2 separate regions of the Mus musculus genome follow, and region 1 is linked to region 2. A link is a loop called in an ENCODE intact Hi-C map of the cell type or tissue named here. Cell type or tissue: heart. All regions are shown on one strand. Each heading gives the region's core, and the rest is flanking DNA. Links, peaks and the distances in the headings are about the cores only. Region 1 has its middle 4.2 kb from the start of Gm30971. Region 2 overlaps Egflam (EGF-like, fibronectin type III and laminin G domains).

Region 1 (5,380 bases), core at 97-5,096, 160 kb after region 2:
GAGGAGCGCTGCTGAATGGCTCGTTCTTAGGGCTTGCTCAGGCTTCTTTTCTATAACCCTCCCATAGACAGTAGATTAAAGGAGGCTTGAAGTCAGACTGGGAACCAGTAAGAAGGGGCAAGAAAGAGGAGATTACAAATTGACAAAAGAAAACTTGAGAGTCGTTTGTATACTCGGGTTGATTGCTCCAATGGCTTCCCGTGTATAAGTGTATGTGCTGTGCTGGTTAGAGTGTGCACATGGCAGGCCCCAGGGGTGTCAGTGCCCACAGAGAAATGAGCTCCCCCACATTAGTCATCAATCAAATGTTCTGCAATCTTACGGAGGCAACTTCCAAACTGTGGTTCCCTCTTCCCAGATGAATCTAGCTTGCATCAAGATGACAAACCCACCAGCGTGTTTAATGTATACTCATTTTTTTGTCTTAACTCAAAATTAGTTTGCAGTGAACGTGTGTTTATCTAAATCAGTAGTCCATTTCCTGTTGCTAAGTAAGGTCTACTGAATGGATATACACTGTGCTATTTATAATGCCCTGTGAAGTTGTCATACTATGTTCTAAAATGATGGTACCACTTTACAGTCCCAAGAGCACTGTGTGAGAGTTCTTATTCTTATTTATTTTGGGCTTTCTAGTTGGTTCTAGCTGCCTGTTTATCTACCTGCATGAGAACACCATATCACTAGAGATTAATAATAAATCTTGCAATCAGTTGGCACACCACCAACTTTGTCAGATCTCCAACTTTTTGCAGAGTTCTTTTGATTAAAAAGTGTCATTTGATCTTATCCAGTTATACGTTAATTTTTTTTATTTCCTTAAATATATTCAGAGTTTGTTCTCTAGTGTTATGAAGACACATCTTGCTCTTTTTTAAAGTATGGTTTTAGTATTTGGCAGGTGGGACTATAAGTGTTCAATGATCAATAACAAGAGATAATTATTCTCCACTATTGAGACAAGATCCATATGTTGTTGCATGTGGGTCCCTATAAATCAGGACAATTTCAGCATATACTGTAAGAGCAGGCATGATGTCTGGCCATGTGGGAGAAGGCAAATAGCATTATTTCCTTTCTCTGTGGGGTTCTTCCCCACCCTGCAGTGCTCCCCCACACACCCACTCTTCACTGTCCCGCTGCTCAATAGGACGTTCTTTTTGATGTTTGCTCTCCATGGGCCTCTCTCGCTCCAGTACTCGGTGCTGAGAATGCTAGGCACCTAGCTCGGCCCCATCTTTCCGCTCCTTTCTGTTGGGTTGGGATGGTTGTGGGACTCACCCTGTTTCCCATCTCACAGAGAACGCTGCCCTTTGTTGCTTGACGATCAGTGTTTGTGGGCTGACGGTAAGGATTGTTTTAGGAATGAAGGTAATTGTGCTTTTGTCCCGCCCTCTCATCTGGAAGCAGAAGTCTCTTCTGCACGTGGCAAATATTTACTCTTCCTTTCTCAGCATATGAGATAAGGGGTACCCTTAGTGTATGGGGGTGCATCGGGAAAGGGAAGACTGTGCTTTCACCTCGGGCTTAGGAGAGGATTTTCACAACCCCACCCATAAATCCTTTCTTTTAAAAAAAATCCATTTATTTTACTCTGTCATTGGCTTTCTGTCACAGGCTACCCCCTCATGGCTCTGAGGTCCCAGATTTGCTCAAATCTTTTGCTTGGAGTCCATAACTGAGCTGATGTCAGGTTGTGGTATTATTGTCTCAGATGTTAATCTTTCTTGGCTCCTATCTGAGAGGCTTGATGAAGCAGCTGAGTTATCCCTTGGTAGTGAGACCTAACCACTTGTTACTGTTCACCAAGGCCATTAATATGTCGATGGCAGCTGTGTATAAATCTTTCTTTCTGGCTGTGAAAAGAATCCTGATTAGTTTATGCCAGAATCCCATTAGCCTTCCCTCTTCTCATTCATTTTTTTAAAATGCAATCATGTTAATGTGGGTGTTAATAGTGATTTGTGGTAATAGCATTCCTTTATTTTCTCATGTAACTAGATACCTTCTCTTTGAGGTCAAAGTACGGCAAGAACCTCCTCGCTCATAATTTTCATTCTTTTTCATTTCCTGTTATAATATTTTTTTGTGATGTTCTTAGTCTTTTGCTTTTAATCACAGTTAACTGCACCCCGCTCTCAGGCTGACTTTGGGCACTCTTAATGTAAGACCGTACAAAGCATGTTTCCTGGAAGGACCATTCTTCATAATCCCAGAAGGACAGGAAGTGAAAACGGGGTGGGGGTGTATGGTGGTTTGCACCAACTTATGTAACTCAGAAAGTTCATCAAGTGCTTCTGGAAGGCCAAGGGAGAGTATTAACTTAAAAAAAAAAAAAACCTTGGAGAGTTCTGGAAGGGTCACAGTATATTGATAAGCATGTCTGATTAAATGCTATTTTCCTGTCCTGGCATTTATCATGAACCCTGACATTGTGTTAATAATATACTGCTTCTACAGGTCACACAGATAAGCACGGAACATTTACCAGAAAAATGATGCAGCAGTGTGGGAACTGTCATCCTCCCAGAGAGCAAGAGACATCCCCAAGTTCCCAGCAGCAGCGAGAAACCAGTGAGTCTGGATGTAAGGGAAGCATCGCAGGACTCTGGGCATCTGAGGCCATTACTCCTCTGGTTAAGAGCCCATGTCCTGGGCCCTAACTGTCTGGGTACAAACCCAAAATCTTTTGCTTCCTAGCTCTGTGCATTTGGCTCAACTGGTCTATACCTTGGTCCTTACTTTTATAAAACTGAGAATTTACAGGATATAATTCCAGATTGTTTTCCTAGGATGAAACACTTAAAAATTAGTTAACTAACAGAAATCCAGATTAGTTCTTAACACATATATGTGAGGCTGCTAGTATTACTGAGAGGCTCTTCAGAGCTCTGTACTGTCCACATAACAGTGATGAGGCACACTAAGCTATTAAATACTTCAAAAGTAGCTACTATGATGCAAGAATTAAGTTCCTAGGCTTATTTTATGTTAATTTATTATGATTTTAAAATAATATTTGTCACACTTATTGACTTAAAATATGCAGAAATTCAGGAAAGGGAATTTACTTTTTCAGTTGTAAGTTTTATGAAGCCTAAGTATTTGATCATAACTCGTGTGTGTGTGTATGTGTGTGTGTGTGTGTGTGTGTGTGTGTGTGTGTGATGTACAGATGAGGGTACCAGCATCGGGTACTTGATGTGTTCAGTTAATGCTCTCCTTATTCCCTTCACACAGAGGCTCTCACTGAACTTCAGGCTTGCCGTTTCGTCAAGCTGGCTGGCATTGAGCTCACAGGCTCCGCCTCCTAGTGCTGGCATTGCATGCACAAGCAGCTGCACGCCGCTTTTTGTGATGTTAGTACTTGGGATTTGAACTCAGCTCCACAGGCTCCCAGAGCATGTCTCTATCTAGACCAGAGTCATAGCTACTGAGCCACCTCTCCAGCTCTTTGTTTACAACTTTTGTGATTAACAATTTAGCATACACATTTTGATGATCAACTTGAAGTACAACCAAAACAAAAACCAACCAAACAAAACCCCAAATACCTAAGATTGCAACGACCTCATCCATTGTAAGACTACTAATTTCACTTAAAATAATATTTTGCTTAAGTTGGGCTAAGTAAGATATTCTAAAATTATATTCTCTCATTTCTTTTACTTTTAAAATATGGCTACTAGGAACTTTTAAATTAGATGCGTTTCATATCATTAACCCCGGGCTAGATTATAGGGAATTTTATTTGCAGTGGTAAAACGTCTGAGTTTTATCCTGGAGTAGTAAGTAATGGCAAACCTCAGAGGAAGAAATGGGACCCCATTTGCATAATGCACATTACATATGTACAAATCAGAAATATTTTCTTGGCGTCTGGGGAGGAAATGGATTTGAGAGGGAAGAACCTGAGCCAAGGAGCTCAAGTGGAGGCAGAAATATAGGCAAGAAAAACTCATCTGAAGATAGCAGCAAGCATGCACGCACAGACTTCCCAGTAAGCAAGGGTGAGGGTGGCTATGGCCCTGCTGACTCCTGTAGCCTGGGGAGTCGTCTGGGTTTCCTGAAGAAGAACTGGGAGTCTAAGGAATTGAACACAGGTTGTGTGTTATATTGGTTAATTTCCTAAACCCACTGTGAATTGCCTGAGGTGGGCAGCCTAGAAAGGAAACGTGGTTCTGTTTTGTCTTTGTTCTGCTGGTACATTTAAGTGTTCATTAGGTAATTATTTATGTTCCGAAATATTTAGCCACATAGTGGCAAGGAATAAAGATGATTTAAGATAAGAGAAATTTTAAACAGAATTTGGATATTTTAATAACTAGCTAAGATTAAGGGAGAAAACTTGAACACACCTTTCATCTAAGCACTCAAGAGGTGTAAGCAAGTTGATTTCTGTAAGTTCAAGGCCTGCGGGTCTACAAGATAGTGATCTATGCTAGTCAGAGCTATATTGTGAGACTCTGTATCCGAGTGGAGAAGAGGGAGGGAAGGAAGGAGAGAAAGGATAGGCAGATGGCCCATCATCCACATTTTGGACATGCACTAATGACCTACAGGCCCACTTCCTAAAAGTCCACAGCACTCCCACCAGCACCAAACGTTCACATATGGGCCCCTGGGAAAACTATCCATCTTACAACCACAGCAAGTGACCATCCACATCCTTTTCTCAAAGCTACTCTTAATTCCTCCTAAGCCACTGGTTGCGGAGCCTGGCACAGCAGGATACTACTTCTAGGGAAAGGTGAGTAGCTTATTTCTAATCAACCCTCAGGTAAAAACACAAAATGAAGGGTAGAGTATCTATCTATCTACCTGCCTGTCCGTCTGCCTGCCTGCCTGTCTGTCTCTGTCTCTCTAGATGTAGGTATGTAGCCCAGGTTGCACTTGAACTTGATGTGTAGCTCAGGCTAATTTCAAACCTATGGACAGTCTTCCTGCCTCAGTATCTCTCCCGTCTCTTCCTCTTTCCAACCAGCAATGGTCTCACCACCATCTGGTAAACATTAGCAGGTCTGACTTGGTACACAGAGGGCTCCAGAAGCCACAGTGGTTTTTCTTCAAATGAAGACAAAAGTGGCTTTTCATTCTTTGGGCACACTCCTCTTTCCATGCCCTGGAAAGAGCTCTGCTTTGCCCTCGGACTCAGCTGTGTCTGCGTTCTGCTGCAGGCCCTTCCCAACACTAAATCTGGGAATGAATTCTTAATCAATATTTGTGGACCTCAAGAAGTTTGCTCGTCTCCCTTGAGTCTCCATTTGAAAGTCTGTAGCATAAGGAGATTCTTTCTCCTGTGATAAGTCGTTCCCTGGTGGGATAACAAACACCACAGCCGGCTGGCTCTCAGCTGTTGCTCATAATTGACAGTTACTGG
Region 2 (5,380 bases), core at 218-5,217:
TGCAGGAAGGTGTATGAGAGGTTTCACCTACATCCCGTATCTCCTCTCCTGTGGCAATGACTTGGGAGGGCTAAAGGGGCTCTGTGACAGTTTCTTCAGGTTTCAGTGGGCACGTAACTGTGGATGGTAACCTACATGCTGCTAGGATGTTGGGCATCTTTTTCCATTGGAAGGGTTGGGGGGAAAGGCAAGGGAAATCGACAGTGACCATATTCCTTAGAGCGGGAAAACACTGAGACACTATAAGCTGGGCAGATTCAAAGGTAGAAAGAGCAAGAATGCTTCGGAAGCCCTCTGCGGTTGCCAGGGAATCCTGCCTCATTCAACAAAGGGGTTCTTCTACATTTAGCAGCTGGAGCTTCTCCTACTTCATCATAAAACTATGCTTCAAAGCAGCAATATGCTCTGAACATGCGACACAGAAGATTTAACTAGTTTTGGCTTTTTGTTTTGTTTTGCCAGGATTTTGTGTGTGTGTGTGTGTGTGTGTGTGTGTGTGTGTGTGTGTGTTCTTGCCTATGATATTTTTCCTTTGACCTAGTGTCTTAGTCAGGGTTTCTATTCCTGCACAAACATCATGACCAAGAAGCAAGTTTGGGAGGAAAGGGTTTATTTGGCTTACACTTCCATACTGCTGTTCATCACCAAAGGAAGTCAGGACTGGAACTCAAGCAGGTCAGGAAGCAGGAGCTGATGCAGAGGCCATGGAGGGATGTTCTTTACTGGCTTGCTTCCCCTGGCTTGCTCAGCCTGCTCTCTTATAAAACCAAGACTACCAGCCCAGAGATGGTCCCACCCACAAGGGGCCTTTCCCCCTTGATCACTAATTGAGAAAATGCCTTACAGCTGGATCTCATGGAGGCATTTCCTCAACTGAAGCTCCTTTCTCTGTGATAACTCCAGCTGTGTCAAGTTGACACAAAACTAGCCAGTACAACCTAGTCTTCCTGTGTAGCTGTGGCTGTTCTGGTATTCACTCTGTAGTCCACGGTGACCTTGAATTAGTGACACTCCTCTTGCCTCAGCTTCCCAAGTGAGGCAAGCATTACATGTAGGTCCTCTGTGTTGTTGTTGTTTTTGTTGTTGTTGTTGTTGTTTTAAGCAAAGGGGCAGACTACTGAGTCAAGACCCAGAACCAAACCTCACTGAAGCCACTCCAAGAACACTTCCATCAGGAGGAAGGTGATTTTTCTCCATCATTACTCTGATGCCTCAGGGCTTTAGTGAGGACATCTGACACTTCTCCTTACCATTTGATAGAACGCACACATACATGCATGCACATTCGTGCACGTGCCCATTCATGCAAACACACATACACACACGCACACCCTACAATTTCTCCATAGCATTTGCAGCTGCACAGAATCAAGTCTTGAAACATCAACCTCAGACTCCACGAAGCTAGGGGGAGCTAGGAGCCCTCAGCTCCACCCATCACTTCCATTGCTTCAGGAGTCCACAAAACCATAAGTCTAGGCTTCCCTGGTCTTCTTGCCTCTGATGTGAATACTCCCGGTTTTAGAAATCTTTCCTCACCAAACGGCAGTGCCTCTTGCAATATACTACTACAGCCCCACCTCATCTCAAGAAGGATGTCAGAGGCTAACCTCCACACCATTTCCATCATGGGACCTCTCCTTCCTCCCTTCTCCCTCTCATCACACTTTCTCACCCACCTAGGCTCTCAGCCCCGCCATCAGCCTGTGTCTAAATAAGTTGCCAAGAGCATAGAGCTGAGCCTTTCAATGAGTCTGGAAAGGGTTTCAAGGTCTCTTAATGACTGATTTGTGCATGGCATTCTCCCTTCACAGCCTCCTCCACACTTACAAACACATGTGTGTGCACGAGACCGGAGCTGGGGTCTGCGGTCAAATAAATGTGGATAAATATGAATTAAACAATTAAAGCTGTTATTGCAATATACAGTTCTCACCTCAAAGGAATGAGAAATTATATATTTACATATAGTCATTATTGCTATATGTAATATTATGTATAGTTTAATAGTTTATTCTGGAGCTAAGAGTGACATTACCCAGAAGCACAGGTTCAGGTTGCCCAAAATACCCTGTTCCAGTGTACTAATAGTTTCTTGAGTTACTTATAGTTATAGGGGAAAAAGATAAATCAAAGCATTATTAAAATGTATTGGTGGGAGTATCAGCTAGGTGGGTTACAGGAAAGCAGGAATATTCATGTTATAGTTTTCAGACGCTCTCCGATGATATTTTTGGCTTCTTGCTTGGTGGAACCTAATGTTCTGTTAATGCCTCACAAGGTTTCATGTGCGAGTCACTAAAACTTTAGGTCAGGTACAGAGGGGGACAACGGGTGACAATTAATAAAGATAGGCCAAGCCAAGATTCTGGCTTTACAACATTTCAGCTCTCCACATTCAGAAGTTCTGACATGTCGGTCAGCCTTGTACAATCTTTTACATGGGCAAAGTTTTTTTTTGTTGTTGTTTTGTTTTGGTTTTTTTGGGGGGTACATTTGGTTTTTTTGTTGTTATCGTTTTATGGAGAACTTCAGTTCATACAGCTCACTCTTCCACAAGAATTCTAAAAGCCTTTGCTGTATTTGGAGTGCTTCGTGGGTGAGCACAAGGTACAGCTGTTTTTCCTGGGGTTCACCCATCCTCATAAGCAAACAAGTCACCCAAGAAAACAGCTTGTTAGCTGTGATGGCCGCCCTTCTGAAGAACAGCTGGGACACAGGTGTTGCAGAGTCAGGCTGGCCACTAGATGGAGACATTTCTCCATGGCAGGTGGACTGTTTGCCGCAACCCGAAGCCTGAGCCTAGGGCATAACATTCCTGAGCAAGGCTGGGTCTTCAAAGGTCCTTCTTCCCCGAGCAGTCCTGATCTAACACTCATTCAGCACTTGGGATGCTTTGTGCTGAACTTAGCAGATTTGTATATTGCTGTAGCTGATTTGGGTGATTACAAAATACTTTTTGTTTCATTGTATAGGAAAATAGCTTCAGTAGATATAAACCCAGTTTAAAAAGACTATTCATAAAAACGTTACTAAAATATGTAAGTCATGCATACTGCTGGGGATTTGTTTTCTTAGAATGGTACATCATTAAACACTGGAAAAATGGGTATGTTTGTGTTACATTGGTCTTTAGTTGCAGGGCTAGTTGGATGGACAAAGATTGTGTGTGTGTGTGTGTGTGTGTGTGTGTGTGTGTGTGTGTGTAAAACCTGCGAAGTCAGGTTATATAGACCTTATCCAAAATGACTTGACTTTTTTAAAGTTTGGGATATTTACATATACATAAAGAGATACCCTGAGGATGGGACCCAAATCTAAGTATGAGGTTTATTTGTGTTTCCAATATATACTATTTCTACAGAACCTGGAAGCAATTTTCTGCAGCATTTTTAGTGTGCCCACCTTTTGACTGATCCCTCACCATGATCTCAAGTGTGGAATTTTCCAGATGTCAGCACTTAAAAAGATTCAGTTTAGATTTAGGTATTGGATGTGCTCAGCCATTACACTAAAGAATTATGAACCAAGTAAACTGCCCTTGAAAGGTACATCTGCCCTGAGAGCTAACCATCCGATGAACCTGGTCGTTCCCTGGCCCTGAGGTGTACCCAGAAGCAGTGCTGCATACCAGCCTCGTGGGCGTTGAGACTGTGAGTCCCTAGAACCCTCATGGTCTTCTCTGAGTGTGTTGAGAGACCCGACCTTCCAACTCTTTATCAAAAACATCAAATCTCTCTCTCACATGACAGGTTCTCTTGGGTCGGGGTGTATGGGACTTGCACTCTTCATTGGCAGTTTTTGCACCACCCAACATCACATGCTGTCGTGTACAGATGCGAGTGAATGGCGAGGCATTTTCATTAATACATGAGTCAGGCCATGGCAGCGAAAGAATGAACACAGGAAAGGCTTGGTCTGAAGGTTAGGTTAAAGTGTAAACATGTTTACAATAAAACCTAAACCATGCAGGTTGGGAAATGAGCTCAGTAGTCTCTTCTGGAACTGGTGTTTTTTTTAATGGAACAGCTCTTTTGCCTGTGTGCCTTCATGCATTGACTAACTTGAGGGCATTGTCGTGGTACTTAATGGTGTGGTTTCTGAAGACTGCCTTACCCTTAGTTAATTACAAAAAAGCTTGGTTTTTCAAAATCCAAGAGAGAAGGTGTGGCTGGTTGGTATATTGTTGCTTGATTGCATGCAGCCTGAAGAACACTCAATAGCCAGCAGGTAGCAAGCCATTTTTCAAGATGTAGTAGAAAGGAGAGCTGGAAGTAGTGTCTCGGGAGTAAGGATAAGTCTCTAGTTCTCTGCCACCCTCAAGTGCAATAAACTTAAGGGTGAACAACATCAATTATTCCCTGAAGAAATGGCCAGGGCTTCTTGCCACAGCCTGTCCTCCATTCTGTGGTGGATCTTCACAAGGCTTCATGAAGCAGGAAAACCTGGCTCCCAACGATCTCCTCTCTAAAGTACCATGTCTGTGAGTGCTGACTCTCCTTTTCTCTTTCATGCTGGCACCTGGCAGAGTGTGGGAACCACTGCCTCAATAGTAAGTACAGTAAGGCCTGGAAGATTGAACCGCTCGAGCTCCTGCCAGAGCCTCCAGCTTTGGCCAGGCCCTGAGCCCAGTGCAGCCAACTGCAGGCAGAAGGGAAATGGGGTAAGCGGGAGTGGGAATCAGACACACCAACCAAGGTACCACGGATCTGCCTCCCAGCATGGGTACCCAAGCTGGCAAGTACTGAGGTAGGGTGTTAGCAGGCAGGCAGCTAGACTAGAATCCACTCGTGTAGACAGATGCCTCCTGGGGAGGGGGGGGGGACGTCTGTTTGCAGAGCAGACTTGTGACAAACGCAGCGTGATCATTTCAAGAAGTCCAAAAGAGAATGATGTCTGTTGGCGACAGTCCCACAGACAGGGCCAACAACAGCAGCGATGGGTCCTGGCTGTACCTCTCACTCTGGAGTGAGAGGGCCCACTGGGGCCTTCTTGGTTATGTTTAGCCGAGGTCAGTCTCCTATGCCAGTCAGCTTGGGCATCTTCCACTTGCTTCCTTATCAGCCCACAGTTCCTGAAATAAGGGGCTGGCCCCTCAACCAAGAGCTCCCGCCCCCTCCTCTTTTTCCTCTCCACCCCTTCCTCTTCCTCCACCCCCCCACTCCCACCCCAACAGTGTTGCTCTGAGTCCTGGGAGCGCATCCCTCTGGTCCTTGCTTCTCCTTTGCTTTCCCAGTCCACAGTGTCTCTGCTTTCCTGGCCCATGGCTGTCTACCCACTAACCTTTCTCTCTCATTCTCTTTGTATGTTTAAAAGTCAAATTGAAACTCTCCCACTGCTCACAATCAAGTGATAGGTTTCCCTCCCTGGGTGTGGAGTC

Evidence for each region. Peaks named below come from ENCODE experiments on the same cell type or tissue, not always from the same donor. Only the 100,000 strongest peaks of a DNase experiment are listed, where the experiment ranks them.
Region 1: a loop joins it to region 2, with 9 times the contacts of the local background. A loop is called at or near these places in 1 of 42 quality-filtered maps.

Annotation. Positions count from the first base shown.
Region 1 is chr15:7,067,457-7,072,836 of GRCm38, reverse strand. No RefSeq gene overlaps it. Among named protein-coding and RNA genes, the nearest start is that of Gm30971, 4.2 kb to the left of the region's middle. In heart, for the core only: no CTCF peak of the experiment used is centred there; no DNase peak of the experiment used is centred there.
Region 2 is chr15:7,223,817-7,229,196 of GRCm38, reverse strand. The region is part of intron 17 of Egflam (EGF-like, fibronectin type III and laminin G domains); the gene reads left to right. Among named protein-coding and RNA genes, the nearest start is that of Lifr, 97 kb to the right of the region's middle. In heart, for the core only: no CTCF peak of the experiment used is centred there; DNase peaks (open chromatin) are centred at 2,746 and 4,826; H3K4me3 peaks cover 339 bases; H3K27ac peaks cover 925 bases.